Linked DNA regions of Homo sapiens: regions 1 and 2 are each linked to region 3. A link is a loop called in an ENCODE intact Hi-C map of the cell type or tissue named here. Cell type or tissue: PC-9. All regions are shown on one strand. Links, peaks and the distances in the headings refer to the core of each region. The heading gives the core; the rest is flanking DNA. Region 1 overlaps FGD3 (FYVE, RhoGEF and PH domain containing 3). Region 2 overlaps WNK2 (WNK lysine deficient protein kinase 2). Region 3 overlaps WNK2 (WNK lysine deficient protein kinase 2).

Evidence for each region. A loop is a pair of places that touch in the nucleus more often than their neighbours do. Peaks named below come from ENCODE experiments on the same cell type or tissue, not always from the same donor. Only the 100,000 strongest peaks of a DNase experiment are listed, where the experiment ranks them.
Region 1: a loop joins it to region 3, with 6 times the contacts of the local background. A loop is called at or near these places in 2 of 110 quality-filtered maps.
Region 2: it touches region 3 in a loop (5-fold over the local background); 7 of 110 quality-filtered maps call a loop at or near these places.

The regions. Positions count from the first base shown.
Region 1 is chr9:92,966,810-92,976,322 of GRCh38, reverse strand. It overlaps FGD3 (FYVE, RhoGEF and PH domain containing 3), which reads right to left. Exons shown (of 18, transcript NM_001083536.2): 2 at 918-1,085; 3 at 1-115. The coding sequence starts at 66. Among named protein-coding and RNA genes, the nearest start is that of FGD3, 24 kb to the right of the region's middle. RefSeq lists an enhancer at 5,427-6,118. In PC-9, for the core only: no CTCF peak of the experiment used is centred there; DNase peaks (open chromatin) are centred at 1,282 and 1,942; H3K4me3 peaks cover 2,491 bases; H3K27ac peaks cover 3,908 bases.
Region 2 is chr9:93,284,635-93,295,060 of GRCh38, reverse strand. WNK2 (WNK lysine deficient protein kinase 2) reads right to left here. Exons shown (of 30, transcript NM_006648.4): 20 at 5,441-6,273; 21 at 5,014-5,083; 22 at 2,665-2,753; 23 at 1,888-2,570. Among named protein-coding and RNA genes, the nearest start is that of WNK2, 110 kb to the right of the region's middle. RefSeq lists an enhancer at 5,615-6,411. In PC-9, for the core only: no CTCF peak of the experiment used is centred there; a DNase peak (open chromatin) is centred at 5,260; H3K27ac peaks cover 541 bases.
Region 3 is chr9:93,220,105-93,230,530 of GRCh38, reverse strand. It overlaps WNK2 (WNK lysine deficient protein kinase 2), which reads right to left. Exons shown (of 30, transcript NM_006648.4): 3 at 663-835. Among named protein-coding and RNA genes, the nearest start is that of WNK2, 41 kb to the right of the region's middle. In PC-9, for the core only: no CTCF peak of the experiment used is centred there; DNase peaks (open chromatin) are centred at 5,740 and 7,010; H3K4me3 peaks cover 766 bases; H3K27ac peaks cover 4,195 bases.

The DNA of each region.
Region 1 (9,513 bases), core at 17-5,016, 250 kb after region 3:
AGTGTCTGGCATCCCTAGGGCAGCAATGGGTCCTGGAGGGGTTGAGGACCCCCTGCCTGACTCCATCCTTAAAGCTGAGCTCACTGGGCTCAGGTGGAGGCTGGCCAGGGGCTTCCTGTAGGGGAGAAACAAGCCAGAGTCAGTGCTAGCCAGGCATGGACCAGCACCCTCAGGTGCAACCCCCAAATGCAGCTCCCAGGCAGTACCCTCCGCCCCCCACCGAAAGCCTGGAGCAGGTGGGCTGGGGGTTGTGTGTGAAGTGTGAATGCCCTGGTCAGCTTCAGCTGGGTCTTGTACAGACAGGCTTTTAAAGAACAGAAAATGGAAAATGTTTTGTTTTAAAATTGTTTGTTCCGCATAAAAAAAATTAACCCTGTGGTGTGAAGCTATCTGCTGTTCAATAAATTCAAAATAGATGCTCAAGGTAGTGACCATAACCAAAAGGAACACAGTGGCTTCTGTTTATAGCGCATCCGTGGTGCTTTTTCAATCCTCTGATACTCCCAGGACATGAGGCCGGTGTCCTCCTCCTCCTCCTCCTCACCACTGCCTGCTGGACAGGTCAGAAAACAGCCCCCAGGGGTCCAGGGTCCCAGCTGTCTCTACTATCTCCCTCAGGGGAGGGCTGGGGCAGGAGGTGCGTCTTGCCAGAGGATGTGGACCAAGGTCTTTGCCCCAAAACTCCTCCTCCCTCCTGTGCACTGGAGCCACCTCACACTGGCCCACCATGCCTCTCATGGACCAAATTCAAGTGTCAATTATAAGTGCACAGAAAATTCACCGGGCGCCTCTGAGGAGGAGCAAAGGTGAGACGGGCCTAGAGGGAGACTGTCATCCCTCAAAATCATCCTCTTGAACCGAAGACGCAGCTGCCGAGGAGCCTAGGGGCTGCAAGTGGCGGTCACTTATCCCCATACCTGATGCCACCAGCCTTTCTGAGGAGGATGCTGAGGGTCGGCGGGCACAGGCGCCTGGCTCCGTGCTGGGGTCTGGGGTTGGCCGGCAGGAGCTTGCACACGGTAGATGGTTTCCTTGAAAATCTCTTCCTTGCCCAGCAGGTTCAAAGTAGAGCCATTTAGGAGGTACTGAAAAGACATTAGTAGAGAAAGAAAACCACCTTCTCCAACTGGCATTTGGAGCAGCCAGAGGCCCCGGCTCTGCGGGGGTGCGGAGGAGGGAAGCTCCATGCCACCACCCAGCATGGTGGACTCCAGGATTGGGGCATGGCCATCTGCACAGTCATATCCTCAGCCCCCAGGCTGGCACACAATGCCTCCAAAAGGGTGGGGCCTGCACCAGCAGCCATGCACTGTAGGGTGGGCAGTGTCTTGCTCGGCTGGAAACTCTGGGGCCAGGGCTGAGCTTGTCCCTTGCCATGCAGCATCCTGCGGCCCAGGGGAAGGGTCATCTTGAACATGCAGGCACTGTCCAGTGTGAGGTGAGCCGGTGGGCATCGCCAGGCCCCTCCCTAGCCCACACCTCACACCCTCCCCCAGGCACATACAGAGAGGCTCTCTCAAACATTCACACTGACGGGCTGGCTCACACTCACAGTCACACACGCACTCACACTCACAATTAGATATTCCTCTGCCAGCAGCTTTACATGCTCCTGCCTCACTTGCTAAGCGAAATAAAGAAGAAGCAGGCTTCACACAGTGACAGGCACACAGTGAGCTGGCCCTGGCTGCCTTGAGCCTGCCCTGGTTGCCTTGAGCAGGCAGGTGTGCCTCTGGGCAGGGCGTGGCGCAGGCCTGGGCTCTGGCAGCGTCCTGGTGGCTGTGGATGCCGACCAGCTCTATGGTGGAGCACCCCCACCACACACAGTCTCCTGAGTGCTCACTGTCTTGGGGCAAAACCCCTTTTGAGTGGACGTTTCTTTAAATGACTCCAGAATCGCTCAGGTGGGCATTTATGATTGGCTACTGCCGCATTCCTAACGAGTTCAATGGGGGGCAATATTAAGATTTCTAAACAGAAAATACATGTTTTGCTGCATTCTTCTCATAGCACAAGAGATAAACTCAGGTTTCCAGAGGTCAAACATGGCAGAGCAATAAAAATACACCAGATGGAATGTGAGCTGTGCTCAGCCTCGGTGTGTTCAAAGGTAGCTGTCTGGCAAGACAGAGCCTGGTTCAACCCCATCTCGGGGGAATTATGCTTCTGGTCAGGATGGAGTAATAGAAACCAGATTTACTCTCACCTGGAACAACAACAAAAATGGACAAAACCTACGAAACAAGTTTGCAAGGCTCTACACCAAGCGGTAAAACACTGTGGTCCCTGAGAGACGGGAATGAATGAGGTGAGCCCTCCTATTGCCCCAGCTCACTGCCCAGAGACCATTTCTGGGCCATGGATCAGGGAAGGGAAGCCCTGTGGGGCCCAGTGGACTCTCTAAGTTGAGAAGACAAAACTGGGAGGCCCAGAAGACTAAGGTGGCCAGAGTCCACAGCATGGAGCCCTGAAGATGAGAGAGCTGCAGAGAGAGAGAGAACCCAGAGATCTCAGAGGGGCTCCTCGAGGACCGTTCAGCATGTGTGCGGTGGGGAGAGCACATGAGGCCAGAGAAAGAACCACCTGTGAGGACCACAGGGAGCTTTCACAGGGCAGGGACACGCCTATGCCCACCAGCCAGCCCTAAAAGCCCCACAGGTCACGGGGCATTGCGTTGAATACTCAGAGGGTCTTGCTTCAGGAATGATGGATAATTAGCCCTGCAGTGATCACTGCTCTGGTCCCACCTAGCAAATATTAACAAAACTTAACAGGAAGAAGTCCATATGTTTACCCAACTGCATCCTTGAACAAAGCTAAAAAATATTTATAGAACTACAAAAATATCTAGTGCATGGCAAGGTAAAATTCCCATAGTCTGGCATCCAATCAAAAATCACCAGGCAGAGGCCGGGCACAGTGGCTCACGCCTGTAATCCCAGCACTTTAGGAGGCCAAGGCAGATGGATCACTTGAGGGCAGGAGTTCGAGACCAGCCTGGCCAACATGGAGAAACCCTATCTCTACTAAAAATACAAAAATTAGCCAGGCATGGTGGTGCGTGCCTGTAATCCCAGCTGCTTAGGAGGCTGAGGCAGGAGAACTGCTTGAACTCAGGAGGCGGATGTTGCGGTGAGCTGAAATTGCACAACTGCACTCCAGCCTGGGCGACAGAGCAAAACTCTGTCTCAAAAAAAAAAAAAAAAAAAAAAAAAATTACCAGGCATAAAAGGGACTATAACTAATGAAGAGAAAAAATTCAATATAAACTGACCCATAACTAACACAGATGTTGGAATTAGCAAAAAGGGACATTAAAAACTACTATCATGTCTGTGTCATCCTATGTTCTAAAATCCAGTAGAGACGTGGAGAATGTAAGAAGGCCCACATTAAACTTCCAGAGATGAAAACTACGAAGTGTGAGACCAAAAACACACTGGAAGGAATTAACAACCAATTAGACATTGCAGAAGAAAAACTAGTGAATTTGAAGAGACAGGAACAGAAACTACCCAAAATGAAACACACACACACACACAGAGAAACTGAGCAACAGTGAAATGTGGGAAAACTTCAAGTAGTGTAATACATGTGTGATCAGAGTCTCAAAAAGGGGTGGACAAAAAAAATATTTGAGGAAATAATGACAAGTTTTCTAGATTTGATGGAAACTATAAATCTACACATCTAAGAAGCTCAATGTAAAACAAGCACAAGAAATCCTTGTAGTTAAAACTTTTCCCACATGGAGAACTTCAGGCACAGAGATCTTCACTGGTGAATTCTACAAACATTTCAGGAAAATAATGATGCTAATTCTATACCTACATCTAATGATCTTTCAGACCTTTTTTTTTTTTTTTTTTTGAGATGGAGTCTCGCTCTGTCACACAGACTGGAGTTCAGTGGCCACAATCTAGGTTCACTGCAACCTCCGCCTCCTGGGTTCAAGTGATTCTCCCACCTCAGCCTCCTGAGTAGCTGGGATTACAGGCACCCACCACCACGCCTGGCTAATTTTTGTATTTTTTTTAGTAGAGATGGGTTTTCACCATGTTGGCCAGACTGGTCTCGAACTCCTGACCTCAAGTGATCCTCCCACCTCAGCCTCCCAAAGTGCTGGGATTACAGGCATGAGCTACCACATCCAGCCAGATCTTTCAGACCATTTTTAAAAAGGGAATAGAATACAGATGAATCTAGAAATAATTATGCTGAACAAAAGGAGCCACAGAAGACCTACTGTGTTTTCTCATTACTACAGAATTCTAGGAAGTGCAAAGTAGCCTATGGTGCTAGGAAGCAGATCAGCTGGGTGCCTGGAAGGAATGGGAGGGGCTGTGGGGTTGGTGTGGGGGAGGGGGGTGGATGGGTGGAGGGGGCTGGGGAGGTGGGGAGTGCTTACAAAGGAGCACAAGAGCTTTGTGGGATGTTGCACACATATTCATTACCTTGATTGTGGTGATAATTTCATGAGCACACCCCATGTCAAAGTTTATCCAACTGTACACTTTAAACATTATGCATCAATGGTACGCCAAGTATACCTCACAGGGCTGATCAAGAAAAATCCCACCCTAGCCAGGTGTGGTGGTGGGCTCCTGTAATCCCAGCTACTCGAAAGGCTGAGGCAGGAGAAATGCTTGAACCCTGGAGGCGGAGGTTGCAGTGAGCAGAGATATCACCACTGCACTCCAGCCTAGGGGAAAGAGCCAGATTCTGTCTCAAAAAAAAAAAAAAAAAAAAAAAAAAAGAAAAGAAAAGAAAAGAAAAGAAAAATCCCACCCTTATCGCCTTTGAACTGTACAAACTTCGTGAGTTTCAGACATTCCTAAGCATCATTTTCCTTACCACAGAAGGGAGGATGGATCATGATGGATCATGAGGAGAGGTGAGGAGGTGTGTGGTTGCAGCCTAGGAGGCCCAAGCAGCCCGGGTCCCCAGACATCCTGTCCAGAGGAGAGGGATGCACTGTGCTCATCGGAGGCCCTCAAATCACTCCCATCTTGGAAGGGCTTTTGTCCAAGAGCAGATGAACCAAAACAAATGAAGGACACTCACCTCCAGCTTTGCGTTTGCAACTCTGTATTGCAAACACCTGTGTTATGGATCCTGTCGGTACCCCCCAATTCACACACTGAAGTCCTAGCCCCCAGTACCTCAAAATGAAGGCATGTTTGGAGACAGGGTCTTTACAAAGGCAATCAAATTAAAAGTGAGGTTTTTAGGGTGCCCTTGGTGGGGGCAACCTGGGTTGAGGAGCCCCTAATTGTCACTTCACTTCCTTCTATTCTGTTGCAAGGACTTTTTACAGAGTATGCGTTGTTTTAAAATAAAAAAGGTAATGAGAACAGAAAACAAAGAGAGCTGGATAGAGGGGCAGGAGAGGGATGAGCTACTTTGGGAAGTGTAGCCGGGCAGAGCCCCTCTGCGGCCAAAGGCTTTTGCCAGCAGCAACCCTCCTGGGCTGGTGTGGCCACTGCCTGGCCTTCAAGGCACAGGTGCATGCACACATGCATAAACAAACGCACATGTGCACATACATACACATGTGTGCACACGTATGCTGAAAAATAAAAAGGCCTGTGTCTGAGGAATGCCAGCCCCTTTATATAATCAGGCATTGAGAGGCACTGGAATGCAACACAGTCATGTGTCACTCCCCATCGAGCAAAATAGGTCCCTCCTGAAACCACTTGCTATGCAGGCTTGAGACTAACAGATGCCAAGTAGCCCTAAAATGCCACATTCCCTGTAGTTCAACAGTGGCTGGCCAATCACTAGCCAGTGTTATTTCTGTGAACCAATGAGAGTTCCTGATGAACAATGGTCACCACCCCCTCTCCTGATTCATCCTTTCTTTTCTTTAAACACTTGAGCCTCTCTTTTGTTCTCCAGACATTCCTTGAGGCAACTTGGAAGTGTCTCCCTGGCTGCAGTCCTCAACCTTGTGCTTGAATAAACTCTCTTTAGACTATATTCTGATTCTCTTGATTATTTTAGGTTGACAATGCATACACACATATAAGGCAAGTACACCCATGCACACCCATGCCCAGGGTCAGTGCTGAGCCCTTTCTCACATTCGCAGGGGACGTTTCTGTCCTTCATATGAGGACGCCGAGGCTCAGAGAGGCTGGCCCTGGGACACAGGTGCTGGAAGCCCCCGGGCTTGGGTCACTCTGGTCCGCCCAGGGCTATGCCTATGTTTCCACAGGGGCATTGAGGAAGCCGAGGTCAGTTCTCTGTATGCAGCCACCTCAGCTTTCCCTTTAAGAAGCCCTGAGCCGCCTGAGGTGAGCAAGGCTGGAGCTGCTGACCCAGATGAGCCGTGCCCACTGTGGACTCAGCCAGGGAACAGGTCCCAGACACTCAGGGCTGCCACCTTGTAGCACGAGGAAATCCACAAACCTGAAGAAATTTAGAATGCCCCAGAATCCAGGGTGTCCTAGAACTGTTCATGTGTCTCCATCACAGCAGCCAGTGAGCAGGGGGATGAAGTGCTCTGGCCCCCGCCCCGTGTCCCTCCACAGTGCAGCGGTCCCCCAGATAGGCAGGGCTGGTCCCACAGATGGGCCACCAGTCTGCCTACCACCCAGCTCTATCTGCCACCAGATGTCCCTTCCCGGGAGGCCGTGCGGGAGTCCCCCCCCATCTGAAAGAAACCCACCACGGCACCTGTCCACTGTGCTGCCTGGAACCTAGTAGGCAGGGACCTCCCTTGTCCTGTCGCTGGAGTGGCCCAGTGGCCCCCGGCACACAGGAGGCTCCATAACAATGGCATGTTATGTAGGGGGAGCAACAAACGCGTTAGTGGTGGTTTTTAAACTGCCCGTATATTCTTTGATGCCACTTCAATCTAAAAGCGGACTCTGACATCCCTCCCCTAAATACAGAGCCCCTAAGAGACTCGCTGTAACTAGAGAGGGCAGCATGTGGGAGGCCAGGTCAGGAGGGAAGACAGCTCTGGGCTCTCACACTTGGAAGCCAGCACCTCACTGTGAGGGAGGCTTAGCCACTCAGAGAGGCATGCGGGGGCATCCCCGCCGACAGCAGGTGGCAGCCAGGCCTGAAGCCTTTGGGGGAAGCCTTATGCAATGGGTCCCAGCCCTGTGGGCAAGAGCCGCCCGCTGCACCCGGGTGGCCCAGAATCATGAGGGATGATGACGACAAGATCTCCCTTGTGGGTTACCCTGTGATAGAGAATCCAGGCAATACTGTAAGTGCCTCTAGGTGATACAATAAACCATGTGAACTGCCTATATCCGCTGGTCCCCATATGGCTTCTCACTGGCTTAACTTTGGTGCCTTGAGGTCCCAAACCCACTGAGGCCACCCACAGTGAGCAAGGCCCAGGGCACCCTGGCCATGCCCAGATGTAATGCCCAATGGCAGTCAATTAAAGCCACCAGGCTGGGCGCAGTGGCTTACACCTGCAATCCCAGCACTTTGGGAGGCTAAGGCACTTTGGCAGACCTCCACCTGAGGTCAGGAGTTCGAGACCAGCCTGATGAATATGGTGAAACCCCATCTCTACTAAAAATACAAAAATTAGCCAGGCGTGATGGCTTGCATCTGTAGTCCCAGCTATTCTGGAGGCTGAGACAGGAGAATTGCTTGTACCCATGAGGCGGAGGTTGCAGTGAGGAGATCACACCACTGCACTCCAGCCTGGGCCACAGAGTGAGACTCCGTGTCAAAAAAAAAAAAAAGAAAGAAAGAAAAAAGAAAAGAAAACAAAAATTAAAGCCACCTTGTGACCTAGCGGTGCCTGGAAGCCCAGAGTAATTACCTTGGGGTCTCAGCCTGGGAAATGCCCTGTCTGCTGTGGGAGTGGATGGAGGAGGGGTCTCCATCATCTCTGCTGAGAACTCAGTGAGGTGCTACATGCTCCTGAATTGGGATGGGGGTCAGAGGGGCCTCGGAGAGGGCAGGAAGTGAGGGCAAGCTGAGCAGGGAGAAGAGGAGGCAGATCAACGCAGCACCTCCCCGTTTGTAGTCATGCCATGAGCAGACACTCACAAATATGGCTCACACCGCCACCTTAACAAGTTACTTCTACTGTTTAAGACTGTATGAGTCTTCATGACCCATAGCCCTGGCATGACGCTGTGACTGTGGACTGGGAGAAGAGGCTGGACAGCCTGGAATCGGGGGCTGGTGGGCGGGGGGTATCTACCTCTCCCAAGGATGCGGCAGCTTTTCTTAGGGCAGCCACATTTAAACCAACACCAGTTTCCCATGTGAGTCCATCTAGTCAAGAATGTTTCTCCCAAAAGGTTTGAAAGCAGGGTCTTAAACAGGTACTTGTACACCCACATACATAGCAGCATTCCCTACAACAGCCAAAGGGTGGAAGCCCCTCAAGTGTCCATCCCTAGAAACCTGGATAAAGAAAAGGTGGCCTCTCCATAGAACAGAATCATGTTCAGCCTTAAACAGAAGGAGGCCGGGCGCAGTGGCTCATGCCTGTAATCCCAGCATCTTGGGAGGCCGAGGCGGGCGGATCACGAGGTCAAGAGATTGAGACCAGCCTGGTCAACATGATGAAACCCTGTCTCTACTAAAAATACAAAAATTAGCTGGGCATGGTGGTGCATGCCTGTAGTCTCAGCTACTTGGGAGGCTGAGGCAGGAGAATAGCTTGAACCTGGAAGGCAGAGGTAGCAGTGAGCTGAGATCGCGCCACTGCACTCCAGCCTGGTGACAGAGTGAGACTCCATCTCATAAGTAAATAAATAAACCGGAAGGAAATTCTGACCCATGCCACAACAGGGGTGGACCCTGAGGACATTATGCTAAGTGAAATAAGCTAGTCACAAAGGGACAAATCCTGTGTGATTCCACCTACGTTAGGTCCTAGAGGAGTCAAATTCACAGAGACAGAAACCAGAATGGTGGCTGCCAGGGCCAGGGGAGGGAATGGAGAGGGTTTAACAGGGACAGAGTTTCAGATTGGGAAGGTGAAGACGCTCTGGAGATGGATGGCAGTGATGGTTGCACAGCAATATGAATGTGCTGAGGGCACTGTACTGATCACTTAAAAACGATGAAGGAGGCTGGGCACGGTGGCTCACGCCTGTAATTCCAGCACTTTGGGAGGCCAAGGCAGATGGATCACCTGAGGTCAGGAGTTCAAGACCAGCCTGACCAATATGGTAAAACCCCCTCTCTACTAAAAATACAAGAAATTAGCTGGGCTTGGTGGTGGGCGCCTGTAATCCCAGCTACTTGGGAGGCTGAAGCAGGAGAATCGCTTGAACCTGGGAGATGGAGGTTGCAGTGAACCGAGATGGCTCCATTGCACTCCAGCCTGGGAGACAGAGTGAGACTCCATCCCCCCCCAAAAAAAAAAAAAAGAAAAAAGATGAAAGTGCTATGTTTTAGGTTATGTGTATTTTACTGCCATTTTTAAAAAGAAAACTTTTTTTAAACATATGCAGAAGATTCTCATGAGAAGTTTTTTGAATTTGCACCAAAATGACAAGGTGCGAAGGGCAAGGCCCTGTA
Region 2 (10,426 bases), core at 3,068-8,067, 65 kb before region 3:
AGGAAACCCCAACGCTCATGGCAGAAATGCTGCAATGAGGCACAGGCACCTCGGTATTCAGAGGGTTCAAATGAAAGCAAGGTTGGGGAGCTGCTGGCTACTGCCTATCAGATGCCAAGTCACCTCAATTCCCAGTTGAGGCTGAAAATCTTCCCCACCCTTTCCTAAAAGGTCCCCACACTTCCCTCTGGACTCCACGGCCCTCCCAGCATCCACTTCCTGTTCTTAGGCTCCTGGAAGTCTCTCCTTTGAGGTGCTTCTGGTCCTCTCCCTGCCCTTTCCCTAGACCCCACCTGCCCCTGGCTCCCAATCACTTCTGCCATTTCTAGTCCCCACCCCATTATCTCTACCCTCTGTCTCTGGCTCCTGGCCCCTGTCACCCAGGCTCTCAGAGCCTATAGCAGCTCCTCTCCCCAGTGTTCTCACATCCACACCTTCCTGCCCCCTACAAGCTTCTCTTCGTAGCAGCCACAGCTGGGGTGTGGCTTGGCAACATCTCAGCTCCCCTTTGTGCCTGCTGACCCTGACCACTGGCTCCCCAGGATGACATTCCTGCTGAGCAAATGTGCCCAGGATCTGCTGCCCTCTATCCCAAAAGGTTCTAGGTCATACCCACCTTGGGCTCCATCCACTCTCTGGCCTCCACCAAGGATCTGTTGGGCCATGTGGCCAATGGGGGCCACCTTCCTGGAGGCCTCTAAGACCAGCAGTGATTCCACCCATCCCTGCCTTCCTGCCTCTCCCAGCAGCTCCAGTTCCCTCCTCAGTTCTCCACGAACACAGAGACACTCACTATATCCTCAATGTATGGCACTGACCACCCCGCCAGCCTGGGCAGACACTCTCTTAGCCTCTGTGCATACGCTGTGCAGAGAGGGCTCGCAGGAGAGAAAGGAGATGTGCACGGCTCTTCCCACATAAGCCTGTGATTTCCAACAGGACACGACTTACAAACGTGCCTTCAGGCACTGGTGAATTTGGTGTTAGCCCTCCCATCCCGAAGGACATCCCAGTAACCCCCCAGCCGCAGCAGGACAGAATAAATATTTGCTGGATGAGGGAAAGAGACATGGAGAAAGAGAGAGGAAGAGAAAGAAGGAGGGTGGGAGAGAGAGAGACAGAGACAGAGACAAAGAAAGGAGAGACAGATAGGAAGAGAGAGTGTGCCAGAAACAGAGTGGTGGGAAGCGAGACAGGGAGAGAAGGAATGAAAGGGGAGAGAGAGAGAGAAGGAGAAAGGAAGAAAGAGGGAAGGAGACAGATGAGAGGCAGACAGGGTGAGGAAGACACATGCCTCAGTGATCCCCCAAGACATACCCCCAAGTGCAGCAGGAGGAGGCATGGCACCCAGAGAAGCCAGAAGCCAAGCAGACAGCAGGGTGGGGGCCGGCCCAGCCCAGAGGACTCTGAGTGGGAGACTGTCTACTCAAAACCACAGGGATGCTGGGCCTGGTGTCTCACACCTGAAATCTCAGAACTTTGGGAGGCCAAGGCGGGTGGATCACTTCAGGTCAGGAGTTTGAGACCAGCCTGGCCAACATGGTGAAACCCCGTCTCTACTAAAAATAGAAAAATCAACCGGGCGTGGTGGCAGGCACCTGTAGTCCCAGCTACTCGGGAGGCTGAGGGAGGAGAATCGCTTGAACCCGGGAGGTGGAGGTTGCAGCGAGCGAAGATTGCACCACTGCACTCCAGCCTGGGTGACAGAGCGAGACTGTCTCAAAAAAAAAAAAAAAAAGCCTTCATCACTCCCCTGTCCCTGCTTGGCAGCTCCAAGTGGGCGCTGCTTGGCCAGGACTTCAGCCCCGGCACCAGGGTTCCCTCACAACTGGGAAGGGGTGCCATGGCCCAGGGGCGGGGGCAACACTTCCTGCCCGCAGGACCTACTTCTCCCGCAGACTCTGCAGCTCCTTCTTTATGTCAGCATCCTCGAGCTCCGAATCATTGTCGCTGCTGATGTAGGACGACTGGGAATGGAAGGAGGTCACGCTGATCGTGGGGACCTTCATGCCCACCCTGCTGGGTGTCTCGGGGCCCAGCGAGCCGGCCCGAGAAGGCCTCTGCAGGAAGGCGGTGGCCTTCTTCACGAAGTCGCCAGCCACGCTGCCACTCACGGGCAGGGACGCCTGCTTCTGCACCGGGGGTCTCGCCCGAGGGCCCTCGTCCCCAGAGTCGCTGGACACGGGCTCGCCCACGCCGACCTCGATGGAGGAGGCCGTCTGCGCCCGCCGCACTGCCAGCTTCACGTCGGGGCTGGAGGGGGCCTCGTCCAGGTAGACGTCGGGTGGGGCAGAGTATCTCAGGCTGTGGGGGGAGGCCAGGGTCCACTCGTCCTGAGTGCTGACCACCGAGAAACGGCCCACAGTCTTGGCTGGTGAGCTGACATCCTGCTGCTCTGGACGTTTCCGAGGGGACCCCAAAGCTCGAGCGCCGAGTGTCTGGGGGTGGCTAGCCTGGCCCCCCACTGTGCCCATGTCACTCGGCGGGGGCTCTGCCGAGCTTTCTCCAGCTTCTCCACCATCCCTGTCTGTGGGCTCCACACGTGCAGGTCTCACAAAAGCAGGTACATCCTTGGGAAACAAGCGGAGATGAAGAGGTTTCATGTGAACATCAGCACAGAGCAAACCCTGCCAACCAGCCAGGGGGTCGTCAAGTCGCCCTTACCTGGGGGACGCTGGGGACCACATGGGAGTCTGAGGCCACCTGCCTTCCATCTCTGTCATAGCCTAGCATACTCCTGGGAGACGACTCTGCTATGGGAACATCAGAAACGTTACTGGGGCTGAAGGAGGAGGAAGAGGCAGAGATGGCTCACAGCTGACCCGAAGCAGCCCAAAGTGATCCCATGGGAGTGCCTCCAGACAGGCAGGACAATGGAAGTGGGTACTGGGAGGAGCCAGCTGTGTGTGCTCCTCCCAGTTTTGGAAACAGCAGTTTTGGAAACTAAAAATACTCCATGATGTCTTGGCCCCACGGCATTCTATGACAGATGCCCAATAAACCCGGGCAAGAGAAGAGGCGTCAGCCCCGGGCACCCTCATGCAGCCAGGCCTTCTCTGAGCACCTGAAGGCCAGCACCCTGTCTCATCCCATCGTCTGATGTGAGAGGGTCCCACAGCGCAGATCAATGGGGCTGGGTTCCAGCCCTGCTCCCACGGTGTCTCAAAAACTGTCACCCACTGCACCTGCAGCTATTCCGGTGCTCTCCATCTAGGGAGCTCTTTCTGACTAGCTTTTCCCAGGGTTGCCGTAAAGAGGCAACCAGAAAAGCCAAGCAAGCTGACATGGGGGCCTCGCCTGAGCTGAGACCCTCATGTGACAAAAGAAACTCGTGGGTAGGCCAGGGCATGAGCCAGACCTATGCGCCGTGGGGAAGGTGGCAGCAGCGGATGGAGCCTCTGGGGAGGTTGGGGCCGCCCGCACATGTACACGTGTCTCCTTTGCACACCCCATGTGGAAACTCACAAGGGAACAACACCCAAATCAGATTCCTAAGGAGCCCCAATCCAGTCCCTGTCACGTGTCCCCAAGCCGTATGTAACATCTGACTCCCCTCCTCATATCTCCATGCCCACCTTCAGGGCTAGGAGGTTCACTGTCAATCGCACTCTCTCTACTTCTAAATGGCTCCAACCTCCAGGAAAGGTCACTTTTGCCAAACTAGAATCTGTCTCCTTGGAGCTTCCCCCATGAGTTCCACACTCTGGAAAGAGTATGGACTTGGAGTACAAGTTATATCATTTGCAAGTTACTGAAGCTCAGTTTGCTCATCTGCCAAAGGGGCCCATGGGACGGACACATCTCAGAGCACGAAGTCAGAGTCCGTGGAGCGCCACAGGCAGCCCAGCGTGGTCAGGGCTGGCACTCCAACACAACCTCTCATTTCCACCCTTTTGGGAAGATGCTCTTGCTTCTGCCCTGTCCCTTATCTTCCTCAGGCTAAACATCACCAGTTCTCTGCGTGCACAGCTTCTGACCCCAGAGCCAGCTGCCCCGACCCCTCTTAAAGTCTGGCGTCTAGAAATAAATGTGGCCTGGGACTACGGGGTCCCGCCTGCGGCTGATGTGCGCTGAGGTTTCCGTTAGGAGGCTCAGGGGAGTCCTGATTCATAGTGTGCCCATCCCCCAAGAAATCCTGGGCTGAGAAGGAACCTCAGACCTCACAAGATCAGTCCGGCTCCCTTAGAAGGGACACTGAGGCATGCAGATAATGAAATGAGAAGCAAAGCAAAGGTGTTTCCACAGAGACGCAGTGGCAGCCAAGAGCCACAAGGGAAAGCCCCACAGCAGGTCTTCAGGGATTGCCCTGGTACCTGGCGCTCCCAGCAGTCACAGCGCCCCCCCCACCGCACTGCTCTGCTATAGCTGAAGTAAGGCTGGGTTTTTGTGGGCATCTTGTAACCTTGCTGAAGAAAAGCAAGGGCTGGGGTGGGTCCACCGGAACGTGTGCAGACCCTCAGCCACTGGAGAGTCCAGGAGCTGTGACGTGTCCCTGCAACATCCCAGCACCCACCAACTGGGGCTTTATCCATTTCCCCAGAGGACTTCATCTCTCTAGAGTGTTAGCATGTGGCTCCTTCTAGAACTCAGTAGGTTTTAATTAAGTCAGGGGCATCCAGTCTTTTGGCTTCCCTGCACCACATTGGAAGATGAAGAATTGTCTTGGGTCACACATGAGATACACTAACAATAACTGATGAGCTTTAAAAAATTGAAAAAAAAAAAAAAGCTCATAAGAAGCTTAACAATTTGTGTTGGGCCCATTCAAAGCCGTCTTGGGCCACATGCAGCTCATGGGCCAGAGGTTGGACAAGCTTGAATTAAATCATGACAGACTCCTGCTGTGTCTGGGCCCTACACTGGATGCTAAAGGATCCCTTACAGATAAAAGGATCTTTAAGAAATGCTTTTATGCCTTAACAGATGAAAGACGAGGGTGCGGATGCAGAAGGTTCTGGGGCAAGGAAGCCAGGCAGCACCTTGTGAACGCAGGGTTCAGCAGGAAGCTGTTACCTGTCATTGACGAGGACGTGCCCTGCTCCATCACGGCCCCTCGAGTGGGGGCCAGTTCTGACTTCTCCACCTGGAGAAAGAAACACAAAAAGAGAAGAGCCGTGAGACTCACAGGTCAGCATCTCAACAGCTGTATCTGCAAATCCACTCCCCTCATCTCAAGCTGCCCCTGGGCTGCCCCAGCCCCTGTGTGTGCATGGATGGGGCTGAGTCACCTGACGCTGCACAAGCATGACCCCAAACAGGGGTCACTTGTTGCAAAACATGCATGGGTGAGTCAAACACACGTGGGTGGGTCACCAAGAGAGGGACGGGCCCTGAGTGAGGGCGGCTCTGCATAGCCAAGATGCCTGCCCACCCCCGGGCCTGCGCCCGGGCTCCGGCCCCTGACCCAGGGCAGTGTCTCTGGGACAAGGCAGCTACTCACCAAGGGCTGGGGCAGCTGGACACGCCCTGAGACCGCCTCCTTAGGCACTGGGGGCAGGGCCAGGTCCCCCCCGCAGACCTCTGAGCGGGGCTGGTCCCCTCTCAGGGGCTCCAGGGTGAAGTCTCTGTCGCCCACCTCCACAGGGGTCCCAGCTGAGGCTGAGGAGGTGGGCACGTGCTCCTGGTAGAGCAGAGTCCGCAGCTTCTCGTCCAGGCTCTTGATGGTGCTGTCCACAAAGCCCACCCTGGGGGGCGGCCCTTCCCCATCCGACTCCAGGGCCGAGGGTGGCTGTGGGGGGACGGTGGGCCCCAGGGGTGGGCTTGGGAGCTGGGAGGTGGCCAGGCTGACGGCCCCCACTGCGGCAGGAAGCAGGGGAGCAGGTTGACCCAAGGCGGGCTGTGGGGTCCCGCTGTGGGGGCTGGGCTCAGGTGCAGGAGGTGGCAGGGGCTCCCTTGGGGCACTGGCGTCCCTGGTTGAGGCAGCCTCTGGAGCTGGAGTGCAAGGTGCTAGGCCCACCACGAGGGGCTGCACAGCAAGCGGGGCCTCGTGAGTCTCCGCTAGTGGCTGAGACGTCTCGAGCTCACTGGTCAGCCCCTGAGGTGTCCCTGGACCCCCTGCCTGGCTGGCAGTTCCTGACGCTGGCTCTGGCATGGTGCTGGTGGCTGGAGCTGCTCCATCTTGGGGCAGAGCAGTCACAGGAGGGGAGGAGGGGGCCAAAGGGGCTGGGGGTGCCCCAGGAGGGTTGCTGGGGCCCGCCTGGCTCAGGAGCTGCTGACTGGCTAGAAAGCTGGGTTGTTCCTTCGAGGACAGCTGGTCTTTATAGGGCGCTGAATCTAGAAGAAATGGGGAAAATGCCTTTGTACCAGGGTACTCCAGTCCTATCTACCTGTTTCTTCCTTGGCTAAAAAGATGCCTTACACAGCTGGCCATGGCCCCAGCGTGCTGGTCTTCTCTGTTTCCCGACACGCCAGGCTCCTGCCTGCCTGCAGCTCAGCCCAGCCTTGGCTGCTGCTTCCTGTAACGCCTCCCACAGGTCTCTGAGCCACCAGCTTCGCAACTCCAGGTCCCTGTTCCCATAGTGTCCCTTGTGGCTGAACCAGCACCACCCTTCCTTCTGTGTCTTCTGTAGCGTGTGACCATCAGCTGTGGCTGTTGCCTGTCTGTCATCTGTCTGTCCACACCCTCACCCGCACAGACAGCTCCAGAAAGATACGGCTCTTGTCTATCTTGCACTGGACAAAAGTTATTCAATGAAATTTCAAAATTAAAGAGTTTAAGTAGTGAGCTGTACACACTTCCATGCCCAGGAGTGAGCAGGAGCCTGAAGCCTTCAGACCCCCAGTCTTTGGTATGGTCAGAAGCGCAGCCAGGGCTGGTCAGTGACCCTGTGGGAGGAATCCAGAACCCCAGCAGTATAACCAAGTCTCCCAGTGCCTTGTGCAGGAGCTCATGGAGCCTCCACCAGGCTCACAGGGACTGCGGGCATCTGAGAGGTGGCAGGACGGTGTTTCTCAAACTTGGCCTTGGAGCCCAGTTTTCCTTACTTGAAAATGCAACCCGACCTTTCTTTTTTTTTGGAGATGGTCTGGCTCTGTCACCCAGGCTGGAGTGCAGTGGTGCAATCTCGCCTCACTGCAACCTCTGCCTCCCGGGCTCAAGCAATCCTCCCACCTCAGCCTTCCTTGTAGCTCGGACCACAGCTGGATAATTTTTGTATTTTTCATATGAGACTGGGTTTCACCATGTTGCCCAGGCTGGTCTTGTACTCCTGGGCTCAAGCAATCCGCTGGCCTCAGCCTCCCAAAGTGTTGGGATGACAGGTGTGAGCCCCCACGCCCAGCCCACTTTGTCTTTTTAAAAAACACAAAGAAAATGAACACAAAAAAAGAAAACTGTTCAAAAAATAAAAGGTGAGAATGGGGAGATTAATAGGACCCTGATGCCCTCCCTCGTGCCCCCAGACTCCCTTGGTCCCCATCCCCTGCCTGGCCCAACAAAGGTAAACTAATTTGACCAAAATTTCCTCCACTGCTCCTTTCCGGCCTTACCGTTCGTCTGTCTAAACATGATGGTCGTGCTGCACGTTCTATCAATGGAATGGTACTCTATTCTGTGGTGCCTGGCCTCTCTCACCGTGTTTGTGAGATGTGTCCTTGTTATTGTTTGCACAACTGCACCATGATGCACGCATCCATTCTGTGTTGGTACTCACTGGGCTGTGGCTGGGTGGGACCACGACTAACACTGAGGCACAGTGCGTGCAGGCCCGTGTCCTGCCAGGCACACGCCACTGGGGAGCTGCTGGTCACTGATCCCCTTTAGCTTTATGTAAGGGTGCCAAGGTGCTTCCCCAAGCAGGAGCCAATGCCCCCACCATCGGCAGCCTCTGAGCACCCCTAGGGCTGTGTGATGGCGTCTTATTGTGGCTCTTTATTGTTTTTTAATTATGGAAAAAACATTTAAGATGAGATCTGCTGTCTTAACACATTTTTAAAAGCATGATACTCTATTGTTAACTATAGGCACTATGTTGTGTGGCAAAGCTCTAGAGCTTACTCAGCTTATATAACTGAAACTTTATGCCCTCAATGGTAACTCCGTTTCCCTCTCCCTCCAGCTGCTGGCAACTTCCATTCTGCTCTCTGCTTTGACTGTTTTTGACTTTGACTGTTTTAGATACTGCATATGAGAGGAATGAATCGTGTAGTCTTTCTGTGCCTGGCTTATTTCATATAGCATAATGTCCTGTAGGTTCATCCATGTCGTCGCAAATGGTAGTTTCCTTGTTTTTGTGGTTAAACAGTACTCCACTGTGCAAACATATCACATTTTCTTTATCCATTCATCTGTGAAGACACTTAGGTTGTTTCCATATCTTGGCTATTGTGAATAACGCTGCAATGAACACAGGAGAGCAGGTATTTCTTCCAAACCTTGTTTTCAATTATCTTGAATATATACCCAGCAGTGGGATTGCTGGATCATACGGTAGTTCTATTTTAATTTTTTGAGGAAGGTCCACATTGTTTTCCATAATGGTTGTAGTAATTTACACTCACACCACACTGCACAAAGGTCCCCTCTCTCCACATCCTGGCCAATACTTGCAGTCCTTTGTTTTTGAGAGCAGTGATCTTAACAGGTGTGAGGTGATAGCTCAGTGTGGTTTTGATTTGCATTTCCCTGATAATACTTAATTCAATTGAGTACCTTCTCCTGTGTTCACTGGCCATCTGGGTATCTTCTTTTAGGACACACCTGTTCAAGTCTCTTGCCTGCTTTTCTACAGAGCTGTCATTCTTTTCTTTTTAATTTGTGGTTCTTCATGATGCTGGGTAGAGAACTGTCTGGGGGCTATCTGTACTACAGAATCTCTCGCTCCGTGACTCGCCTATGTGCTCGATTAGTGGTGTCTTTTGATAAACAATAGTTTTTTATTTTAATACAGTCAAATTTAACCAATTTTTAGCCAGTCTTTCCATTTGCATATTTTGTTGAACTTTAACGTATGTGTTCTACGTGGGGGCCATAATGATACTGCCTCTTATTACTTCTAGGAACTTTACTGTTTTCCCTTTTACATTGAGATTCACAAGCGACTTGTTACTGAGTTTTGTGTGTGGTATGAGGATCATCTCCCTGTGTGGACAGCCTACTATCCCAACTCTTTCTGTTGAGAAGACCACCCGGTCTCCACTGTTTGACAATCGGACCTTTCTTGTCAACCACGTGTCCAAAGATGTGGGCCTGCTTCTGAGCTGGCTTGACTCCATTGCTCAATTTCTCTACCCTTGTTCTAGGACCAGATTGTCTCTGTGACTCCAGGTTTATATGAGTCACAACATCTGGGAGAATGGTATCCTTCCCCTAGAAGCTGTCTTGGTTTTTACTGGTTTTTGCATTTCTGTAAAGAGTATATAATCAGTGTGTTGATGCTCATTTAGAAATTGTTAGAATCTGAATCTGCAGATCTGTTTGGGAAGAAGTGTTTATAATACTGAATCTTCCAGTCCATGAATATGGTACATATCTTCCTACTCATTTCTTTTTAAAATTTCTCTCAATGTTTTGTAGTTTTTGGTATACAGATGTTACATACTTTTCGTTAGATTCATACACTGGTGTTTGGCATTTTTGTGTTACTATAAATTGAATTTTTCAATATTCTTTATTTTCTGATTGTTGTTGGTATACAGAAAGATAACTGCAGTCTGTAGCTACTTTGCTAACTTATTAATTCCAATTTATCTGTAAATTTAAATCTCTATGTATATAATCATGTTATCAGCCAACAGTGGTAGTTTTATTTCTTCCTTTCCAATCCTTATCACTTTTTAAAACAGTAATTGTTTTAATACCATTAGATATTGAGGCAAAATGATAAAATTATAGTGTTACCAAAAGGCCACGATTATTTCTACTTCAAAATAGAAAGAGTTTTAGCAAATGTATTCCTTGGAAATAACTGCTATTTAGCCCAGTAATTTTATAGGTAGAGCTTCTGAGTCAAAGAAGTTATCTTGCTTTGTCCAAATTCTTAACAAAAAATAGTAATGCTAAAAGGAATATTACCTTTTATGTAACATTATATAGAATTATATTGATCAGAACAATCATTCAGCTCTGCGTGTCTACTATGTGACATGCATTATGTATTTATTTCCATTTACAGAGTGGTTGATATTGGAGTAGATAATAGAAAAACACCAACCTCAAGTTGGTATCAACTCAAATAAGCAAACATTTTCTTTGGAAGACCTTGTTTAGAAATCAATGGCATTTTCTTCAAATGAAAAATAAAGTGTTTGTGACACCACCATGACACTTCCTTATACATATTTACAAAAAGTGGTCAGGGCATTGGCTCTTAAACTGGGCTGCAGGTTGGGTCCTACCCCCAGAAATCCAGATTTACCTGCATGAAGCAGGGCGTGAGCTTCTTCAGTCCCACTGCTTTCCCTTCTTTTTCTTTCTCCCTTTTTACCT
Region 3 (10,426 bases), core at 3,251-8,250:
TGAGGGTTACGAAAGGCCAGGGCCTGTGAGAACCACAGGGGCCAGCTGGGGCTCTCTCTGCCACTGGCCACCTGTGTGGCCTGCCCTGAGCTGTGCCCTGGGAGGAGGTGGGTGGGTGAAGCTAAGAAAAGGGCTCTCCTCTTGCAGCGCATCCACCTATGACGGAAACTGCCCGGCTGAGGGGCACTGAGGCCCTGCCCAAGGCTGCAGGGTCCAGTGGTTCAGATGGACCCAGGATACAGCACCAGGCAGCACCTCATCCCCACAGTACAGACTGGGACCTTAGTGAGCAGCAACAGGCTGCCGTGGCCACCCCACTCCCCACTCCCCAGCCCTCACTAACCACCTCCACATCCTCAGAATCCCACAGTCCCCACTGTGCACCCCGCCCAGCCTGCGTCCTGAGCCTGAGTATGTGCCGGGCTGGCTCCCAGGCAGAAACAGAACCCCAGCCAGAAACAAGTCCCAGACACCATAGACAGATCAACCATCTCCCTGGGAAGTAAACCACCTCCTGGCATCCCATGCAGGAGAGGAAAGAGGAGACAGCCTCCCACAGGCACCAGCCAGGACCACCCCAGCAGCCCAAGACCTCACCCTCAGCTATGGTAGCCCTGCACCCATGCCAGGACCCGCCCCAGCCCTCAGGAAGCGGAGCTTACGTCTTCAGCGTCCCTGAGGTCATCAGCTCCGTCACCAGCACAATGCACCGCTTGCCCTTGGCGCTGGACTCCCAGAAGTCGTAGAAGCGCACGATGTTGGGGTGCTGCAGGCCTTTCAGCATCTCAGCCTCTTCCTTGAACCGCTGCCGCTCCAGCTTGGTGAGCTTCCGGTCCTACAGGGCAAGAGACATGCTAAGTGGGCAAGAGATGGGACACAGAAGGGGACACGGTGGCGTCACATCCCAGCAGCGCCACACAGTAGGACCAGCCCTTCCCATACCCACAGGCAGCTAAGCGGCTATGATAGAAGGGCATGCAGACACTGGCACCACAACTGCTGACTCCTTAGTCCCCACAACCCTGGACACAGCCCCCAAAAAGGGACCTCAGCAAAAAGACATCCTAGGAAGCCGAAGAGGTCTCGCAAATCCACACGGCCACACTTGAGCACTTTTTCCAAAAATACACCTCTGAGGCCTTTGCCTCCTCCACAATCACTCACTTTCTGTGTGTTTGTGAAAAGAATGGATCATCAGTTTACTTCTAACGTATACACAACTCAGAAGAAGTACTCAGGGCCCAGTGGATTAGAACAGAGGAGACGTGGACAGGTGACTGAGATAAGAGCTGAGAATGGAGGGAAGAGAAAAGCCCTAGCAGAGCCAAACTGACCAGTCAGCAGCCCAGAGGGCAGCCCAGGCCCTCCTGTGCAGGAGGACACAGCAGACACCTCCCCAGACCCTTGGGCCACTGTGTCTGCACAAGCCAGCAGAACCAATCACTGACCTAAGTTTAAATAGAAAACAGCAAACAAACGCCACCATCATCACCCGGGAACCCTGGTCAGGTGCATGCACCACATGCCCGCTCTGCCCACCATCCCACAAGGGAACCACCAACCCCAGGCACCACATTCAAACACCACTCAGCACTGGCCACCCTCCCGCCGCCTGCCCAATCTCCACCTCTCCCCTCTGACTCCCACCACCCTGTCTGAGCTCACCCATCCCTCGCCACGCTCTCTCCCACCTCATCCCTCACTATAGTCCCCCTGGATCCTGGCCCTTCCCTTCCCCCAAATACTTCAATAGATTCTCTCCACAGAGGGCTCAGAATAAATCCAGGGAGCCTGCATGGCCCCGAAGGCTCCATGTGCTTCCAACTTCCCCTCACGAGGTGACAGCCATGTCCAAAGGCCCAGCCAAGGCCTCTCCTGCTGCACACGTGCCACGCCCTTCTCACCTCCACCTGAGGTCCTGCCCCCAGGATCACCTCCTCATCTTGGTCCAATGAGCCCACAGAGCAATGCCTGCCTCTGTTGCACCAATTCCCATGGGAATGTCAGAAAAGAAACGTGTATTTTCCGAAGGAAACCAGAAACATAACTAAACACAGAAGAGCAAAATTCCGGGGACTTCTAAACAGACAGAAAGCAGGTAAATCTGGACAGATAAGGGGAGAGATCAGAGTGAAAGTAAATGCAAGCCAAGACCCCTGGATCCTTCCGGAAAGGCCCAAAGAACATCAAGCCAGACTCCAAAGCAGAGAGGAGAAGCAGGCGGCAGGATCGTGACAAGGGTCATCTTGGTAAAAAAAATTACATCCCAAATGCAGCCGCGCCCATGAGACCCTTCTTCCTCCATCAACCCGCCAGACCCCTCCCCACAGCACACACCCTCATGGGCCCCTTCATTGCAGTGTGGGACTGTGCAGTGACTATCACCACAGGGCCAGGCAATACCCAGAGAAGCCATTGTCATGATGGGGCCAACCCAGAAAACAAATAATTCAGAGACCAACGGCAACTCCCAAAAAAATCTAATTAATGTTCCCATAAAGATTCAATAAGTTGACACAAGTAAGTAAAATCAAGCTTCTATTTAGAAAGGAACATTCGAGAAAGAGCTCTTGCAAATTATCACAGGGATGGGGACTGCCCTTCCTAACCAGCTCAGTGTTTTAGAAATAAGATATTCCATAATCCAATGAAACATTAAGTACAAAAAAGTTAATGTTTAATCCAGACAATAAAATGGAAACATGTTCTACTCATCAAAAACGATTCTTTAAGCCAGGTGCGGTGGCTCACACCTGTAGTCCCAGCTACTCGGGAGGCTGAGGCAGAGGATGGCTGGAGCCCAGAAGCTCAAGACCAGCATGGGTAACACAGCAGGACCCCATCTCCAAAAAAATGGTTATTTATTTAAGTCAAGTCACAAACTGGGAAAAACTATTCTTAATACATATATCTGACAAAGGACTCAGATCCAAAATGTATAGAGAACTCCTGTAATTTAATAATAAACACATGAACAGATACTTCACCAAAGACACAGAAATGGCCAACAGCACACGGAAAGAGGCTGAGCATCATCAGTCGCTGGGAAAATGCCAACAAAGACCACACTGAGATACATCCCATACCTACCAGAAGGGCTAAATTAAAAGATGGATACGGCCGGGTGCGGTGGCTCACACCTGTAATCCCAGCACTTTGGGAGGCCGAGGCGGGCGGATCACGAACTCAGGAGATCGAGACCATCCTGGCTAACATGGTGAAACCCCGTCTCTACTAAAAATACAAAAAATTAGCTGGGCGTGGTGGCGGGCGCCTGTAGTCCCAGCTACTCGGGAGGCTGAGGTAGGAGAATGGCATGAACCCAGGAGGTGCAGCTTGCAGTGAGCCGAGATTGTGCCACTGCACTCCAGCCTGGGCAAGAGTGAGACTCTGTCTCAAAAAAAAAAAAAAAAGGTGGATACTTCCAGCTGCTGGGAGGCTGGGGAACAGTGGGCCCCACCTGGCACACTGCTACCAGGAGTTCAGGTGGCGCAGCCCTCAGAGGAGGGCTTGGCAGGGTTCACACCTGCTCTGTGTCCAGCCACTCCCCTCCCGGGATCCATCTGGGAGGAAGGAAAACATAAGTCCATAAAAGATGGACTTGGATATTGGAAGCAGCATAATTCATCATAGACCCACCTGGAAACCACCGAAACATTTGGGGCCAGGTGAATGAACCATGCCGCACCCATCCAAATGGGACCATGGCTCAGCAGCAAAAAGGAGCATGCTCCTGCCTCTCAGTAGCACAGGTGAAGGCCAAAAGCATAGGACTGAACAAAAGAAGCCAAACAAAAGAATATGTCTGGTAGGACCCCCATCTTCATGTGAAACCCTGGAAAAGGCAGACTAATATCTGGGGGATGCCATCAGAATAATGGTTACCTCTGGGGTGGGTAGAAGTGGGAGCCAAGAGATCTTGGGGTGGAGGGTGATGGAGAAATGTTCCACATCATAACAGAGCACGTGGGCTCCACCTCTATGTGCATTTGTCAGAGCTCAACTTGCACACTTAAGTTGTGTGTTTCATTATATGTAAATCACCCTTCAATTTTTCATATGTAAAAACAAAAAAAAAGGAAAAAAATCCAAAGACCAAATGAGAGAAGTAGAAGAAAGAAAATAGAAGAGAAACATTAAGAGACATGGAAGAACTGCCTGGAAGTCAAACTATGTCAAAAGGGTTCTAAGAACAGACACCATGAAGTATAAACAAATAGTAGAATAGCATTTCCCTGAGCTGGAAGGAGAACGATTTAGAAGAAAATGGCCCACCAAGGCCAGGTCAGAGTAAATGAACACCCCACCTCCAGGGCTGTTCTAGTGTAATGTCAGAACCCCGAGCAAGTCTTATCTGCAAAGGAACGGCCCAGGTGGGCGGTGAGTCTCACCAGAGACACTGGGCGCAGGTGGCAGGGACAGTGTCCTCAAAGTGCTAACTCAGAATTCTACACGCTGTCAAACGGACACCAAGCCAGGCGGTCCAGACTCGTTTTCAGACATGCAGGAGCTGAAAGTTAACTTCCCATGCAGTCTAGGTGGAACAAGTTACTGGAAGAAATGTTTCCACAACACACAATACAACACAACACAACACAACACAACACAACACAACATAACACAACAGAAAGACATGCACCCAGGGTGACCCTCGAGGTCCCTGGGGGTGAAGGAAGCTGGAGAGGAGATGGCAGTGCTCAGCTAGGCCAGTTCGCCCAGGAAGCCTTCTCTGGGAAACAGCATGTCAGTTTACAATTCCCTTTCTGTGCGCCTAGTCCTTAATTCTAGAGGAAACTCACAGGATCATTTATAGCACAAGTTATTTTTGCCAGTATTTTAGCACCAACAGTAACGTGTAAAAGATTTCATTGTAGTTTCAGAGCAAAATGTTCACGTTCTAAATGACTAAGAAAAAACGGGAAGTAGGGGGGCGTACCCTGCATGCACTACAGTCTTCATTTTTAACAGCAGTTACCTACTGAAGTTGATACATGTAAGACACGAAAGTCAGAAATGGTTAACAATGGTGCCTCTTAGAGGTGGGCTTGGAAGGGAAGAGGATCTCATTTTATATTCTACACCACACGACTATTTTAATCAATGTAACACATTGCTTGGTAATTTTTACAGTAGGGGAGACAGGGTCTCACTCTGTCACCCAGGCTGGAGTGCCGTGGTGTGATCATAGCTCACTGCAGCCTCAATTTCCTGGGCTCAGGTGACCCTCCCACCTCAGCCTCTTGAGTAGCAGGGACTACAGGCACATGCTACCACGCTGGCTAATTTTATTTTTTTAGAGATGGTAGTCTCACCATGTTGCCCAGGCTGATCTTGAACTCCTGGGCTCAACAGATCCTCCTGCCTTGGCCTCCCAAAAGTGCTGGCATTACAGGTGTGAGCCACCATGCCCAGCCTGCTTGGTACTTTAACAGTCGGTTAGTGTGTCCCCCTCTGAGCCCTGCCCAGAGCCCACCTACAGGGTATGCTGCCCCCACAGAGCCTGTCCACATCCTCATCACCTGTTTGCTGACATCGGGTTGGCCTGCATTACAGGAGCAACTCCATGAACACCTGTGGACTGAATTCATTCATTAACCTATTAGGAAGGCTCACAGTCAACAAGCCAGGGCAGGAAGAATGCACCTGATCCCTAAGTGATTTCCAAATCCTGCCAGACTCACACGGTGCTTAAAGGTTTGGTGTTGAGTCAGAGGCGGGGGCCTCCTGGCTGCTCACTCAATGTGATGCCCCTCCCTCCCAGACACTGGAGGGTAAGGTCAATCAGCACCAATCTTCCTCCTACCAAGTCCCCAGTGCTATGCAAATTCATGGCTCTTGTTCCCTCATAGTGGTGAAAGTCAATCAGATGACAAAAGACTTAAGGCATTCTGGGACAATGCCAGCTCTTATTTGCTCTAGGAAAAAGGTCCTGTGGGTCACACACAGGCAAGGCAGGACAGCACCCTCCAAGCCGGGCAGCAAAGCCCCTCAAGGGCTGCACGAGTCACACAGCCAGGGTGGTCAGAAGATTCTTGGTCCCAACGGCCCTTCCCAGCACCCCCAGGACACCTGGGAAACACATCAGGGGTTGCCTTCGATGTTGACTGAGAGCATCAGAGGTTCCTGCCCTGAACATGGCAGGGTGTCTGCAGGCAGCCCCCTCCTATGACACTTCAGGGCCACCTGCTCTGCCAGAACAGTCCCCAGTGGGCAACGGTTGGAGATGTCAGACCTACTAGGGGCACACTTGGGATTCCGTGGCATCTTCCTTTCAGCTAGGCAGGACCCCAAAATCCAACCCCTTGAAGGGGCAGAACTGGGTCCCACCAGGAGGTGAGCCCCACGCACACTCGGGCAGAGGAGAGTGCCCAGAACCAGTGAGGCTGAGCCCCGAGAGATAAGCCTGCTGCAGGGCCTCGCTCCAGTTCCGTGGGGCCGTAAATCAAAACCAAAGGAAGCCTGGAGCTTCTCTGTCCACAATAGTCCCATGCACAGAGAACTGGCCCAGGACAGAGGCCCCAGGTGCAGGATGGGAGGGCATCAGGTCTCTGGTAGAGCTCAGGCCTAACCAAGGACTTATCTCCCTGTCACTTAAGTGCTCACACCCAAAAGCCATGATATCCACAGGGACACACTGGGAAGACAGCATGAGACTTCCACCATATATGTGTCCCCTTCTGTTCCCTCCACCCCCGGGAGGGTGTCCCCACTGCTCTAGGAGGCTTGGCATCCCCACACACTCCACGCCCTCCTGGTGGGAAGAGCCTCCCTGCTACTCCCAGGTCTGGAAGATTTGAACCAGTCGACCCAAGCTGGGGGCCAGCAGGCTCCTGCCTGCCCTTTCACCACAAAGTGGAGAGAGGGTCTGGGTCTGGTTCCAGGAGGACAGGGTTTGGCAAGTGCACAGGAATGGCTGGTGCAGAGCAAGCCACACCATCCCCCATGCTCTGTCTGGAGTCGCTCAGTCACGGAGGCTCTGGGTGTGCGGAAAGGGCTGTTCACAACCCCATGGGAACGCAGCCAACAGATGAGAAAACCAATAAATATGCAACTACACACTGTGCCAAAAATTACCAGTCAGGGCACCCCTGCCCCCGAAGAAAAGCTCCAGTTTCAGGCAGCCTGGGGAAGAAGGCATTCCCCACCCCACCTAAGGCACGGGCAGGTCTGAGGTCCCTGGAGGAAGTGGCCTCTGTGCAGGCATGATGTTTGAGCAGTGGGTGGTTTATGTCACTACAGGGCCAGGCAACGGGGCGCCACTTGGACAAGAGGCAGGCACTGGGCCTGCTCTGCAGTGAGTGGTCAGTGGGCTCAGTGGAGCCATTTTGATGTCCACACCAGGCATCTGCCACTGACCAGCAAAGGGGAGGCCTGACAGAGCTCTTCCACCTGCTGCCTCCAACATTCTCTGCTGGTCTTAAAACAAACTCACTTCCTTTAAATCCAAGTTCCCTCTTTAACCTCATCTTGAGCAACAAAATACACAACCGCATTGACAGGTGAGCCAGTGTGTGTTTTTTCTAATTCATGATTTTAAAAAGAACATCACGGCTGGGCACGGTGGCTCACACCGGTAATCCCAGCACTTTGGAAGGCCGACGCGGGCAGATCACCTGAGGTCAGGAGTTTGAGACCAGCCTGGCCAATGTGGTGAAACCTCATCTCTATTAAAAATACAAAATTAGCCAGGTGTGGTGGCAGGCGCCTGTAATCCCAGCTACTCGGGAGGCTGAGGCAGGAGAATCGCTTGAACCCGGGAGGTGGAGGTTGTAGTGAGCCGAGATCACACCATTGCACTCCAGCCTAGGCAACAAGACTGAAACTCTGTCTCAAAAAAAAAGGACATCATTATAAAGATGAACATTTTTCCCGACACCACCAAATAAAAGTGGCCAAGGAGTGTGAGGAGTCACAGACGGAGGCTGATGTGCCCCTAGACTTCTTTGCAGAAAAGGGACCCTGACGCCGGTGACCTGTCCCAGATGCTGCCCTCCATCTGGATGAGTGCAGCCAGGGAAGGAGGTGCTCAGTTGGGGGTGAGTCGGCGGCACTGGACTCTTCCCACATTCAGTCTTCTTTGTCAAGGGCTCCAAGAAGTTTACAATTCTCTGAGGCAAAAACCTGAACTTGAATATCTGGCCCCTGGTTGCTTTTGTAAATCATACTATTTTATTTAAAAAGGGAGGGAGGAATTATTAGCTGGGTGTGGTGGCACACGCCTGGTGTCTCAGTTACTTGGGAGGCTGAGATGGGAGAATCACCTGAGCCTGGAAGCAGAGGTTGCAGCTGAGCCAAGATCCTGCCACTGCACTCCAGCCTGGGCCACAGAGCAAGACCCTGCCTCAAAAAAAGGGGGTGGGAAGGGGCAGAGGGAGCAGGGGAAGGTGCCAAGTGAGCTTTACTCTCTTAAAGGCCACCTGGGACCCTGCCGCCCGCACATACACACCGGTACTCACCCTGTCACCCACACACAGAAGGAAGTAGGTGCCTGCCTGCCCCAGGGGTAAGTTGGGATGTAAAATGTGTCATCATAGGGTCAAACAGTTGTAAAAGATGCCATTTCCAGCATTTTATAAATACTGACTTTTTAAAAATGTTCTTTGAAATGTTTCCCGTGGAACCCAAATGTCGGCAATCTGATGCCCTCCACCAGCTGTTTCTAAACACGGGAATAAACACGTCTCCAGCTCCAACCAGGACGCAACCTCCATTCCCACGGAGGTGATGGACACGACGCGGCTCTTCCCGAAAGCCTCTCACTGACTGCCCTGCCACACTTCCCTGCCATCACATCATTCCTATCGGAATCTAGCTTTCCTTAGTTTCCTGCGAACGTAAGACTCTAAGGACCAAAGGATTTTCTTCAGAACTGAATCACTATCATAAATTAGCAGTGCATAGTTGACCAAAGCAAAGGGATAACTAATTTTGTTGAAAGTGCCTCCGTTACTGAGCCAGATGGAGCTCTTGTGCCAATTACTTGGGGTGTCCATGGGTGACTGTAAATCATATGTAGAAGGAGGCAGGCCCAGCATCGTTCTGTCCACCTTCTGGTGTGCGGATGTTGAACTTTGAGAAAGCCTGATCCTGTCAGCCAGTAGACGGGTGGAGAGAGTCTGTCATGGCCTTGTCACAAACTCTCCATGCTCCCTTGAGCACGTACAAAACTTCAGCTGTCCTTCCCCGGGACAAGCTGGCAGCCATGCCAGGGACTCCTCTAGGTTCTACTGAACACATGCAATGGGGGTGGTGCCCGGTCCATACTGGCTTCCCATGCCAGCACCCAGCATAAGAGCCAGCAGCAAGGGGAGGTCCAGGGAAGGTCGGGGGTCCCCACCCACCTGCCTGTTAGGAAGCCCCCATGCCCAGCATGAGCACGGCAGGTCAGTTTTGGGACTGGCCCTCTGTGCTGGGCCCCGCCCTCCCCACCGCAGGGCTCCGGTCACAGGGCAGGCTGCAGGAGCCCTCCCCACCCCAGGCCCACCCAATACCCTCCATCGTGGGCAAAGACAGGGCCACCATGGGATGCTAGTGGAGCTGTCACCACGTGGCAGGGATGGGTGGGCAGCCCAGGAGGAGGGCAGGACCACAGAATGGAGCCATGAAGGCCAAGATAAAGAAGAGGACCAAAGGGGGACCCAGGCTGGGTCAGGCACCCCTGAGGCAATGAACCATGACAGGGTGCAGCTGACAGGACTGTGGACCACCTGGGGTCTGATGCTGGGGCAGCACGGGCAGGCAGGAGCCTTCCCAAGGTGCCCACTCCCCGGGCCCACCACACCCACAAAGCCTCTCCCGGGACCTGAAGCCTCACAGTCCACAGACCAGATGTGGTCCTTCCTTCCAACAGGAACCTCACCAGGGCTGGACAGCCCCCAGCCCCCTCCTCAGGCCACCCCATGGAGGTCTCCCCAGCTAGGGCCTCAGGGAGACCCAACCCTCTGCCCAACAACAGCAGTGACACGCCATCCAGTTAGTCTCTCTGCCCATCAGCTCCTGGCTGGGCTGCAGGGTCATCAACTCTACCTCACTGGGCCCCATCCCCCTTCACAAAACAGGAAAGGTCGGAGGTCTCCTCAGGGTTAGTGCACGGCTGTGCTGACAGGTAGAGTTGCCCAGAACCGCAGCTGGCACAGCCAACCTCACCCTCGGCCCCTTCCTACCATGTCCCGTCCTGCACTGGTGTTGGGCAGCATGGACAGAACAGGAAAAGCTATTCCAATCAGAGAGACGGGGTGGAACCTAGGCTCAGACACTAACCCTGCCTCTGAGCTCAGCTCCCCATCTGTGTAGTGGGCAGATAGCAGCACCCATCCCCCACAGTGTCCAGCCCTCAGCAAGTAATATGCACCCTGTGTACACCCTCGTGGGCTCTGGGTGGTACACCTGCCTCCAGAGGAGGCCTGGCCCACTGCAGATCAAGCAG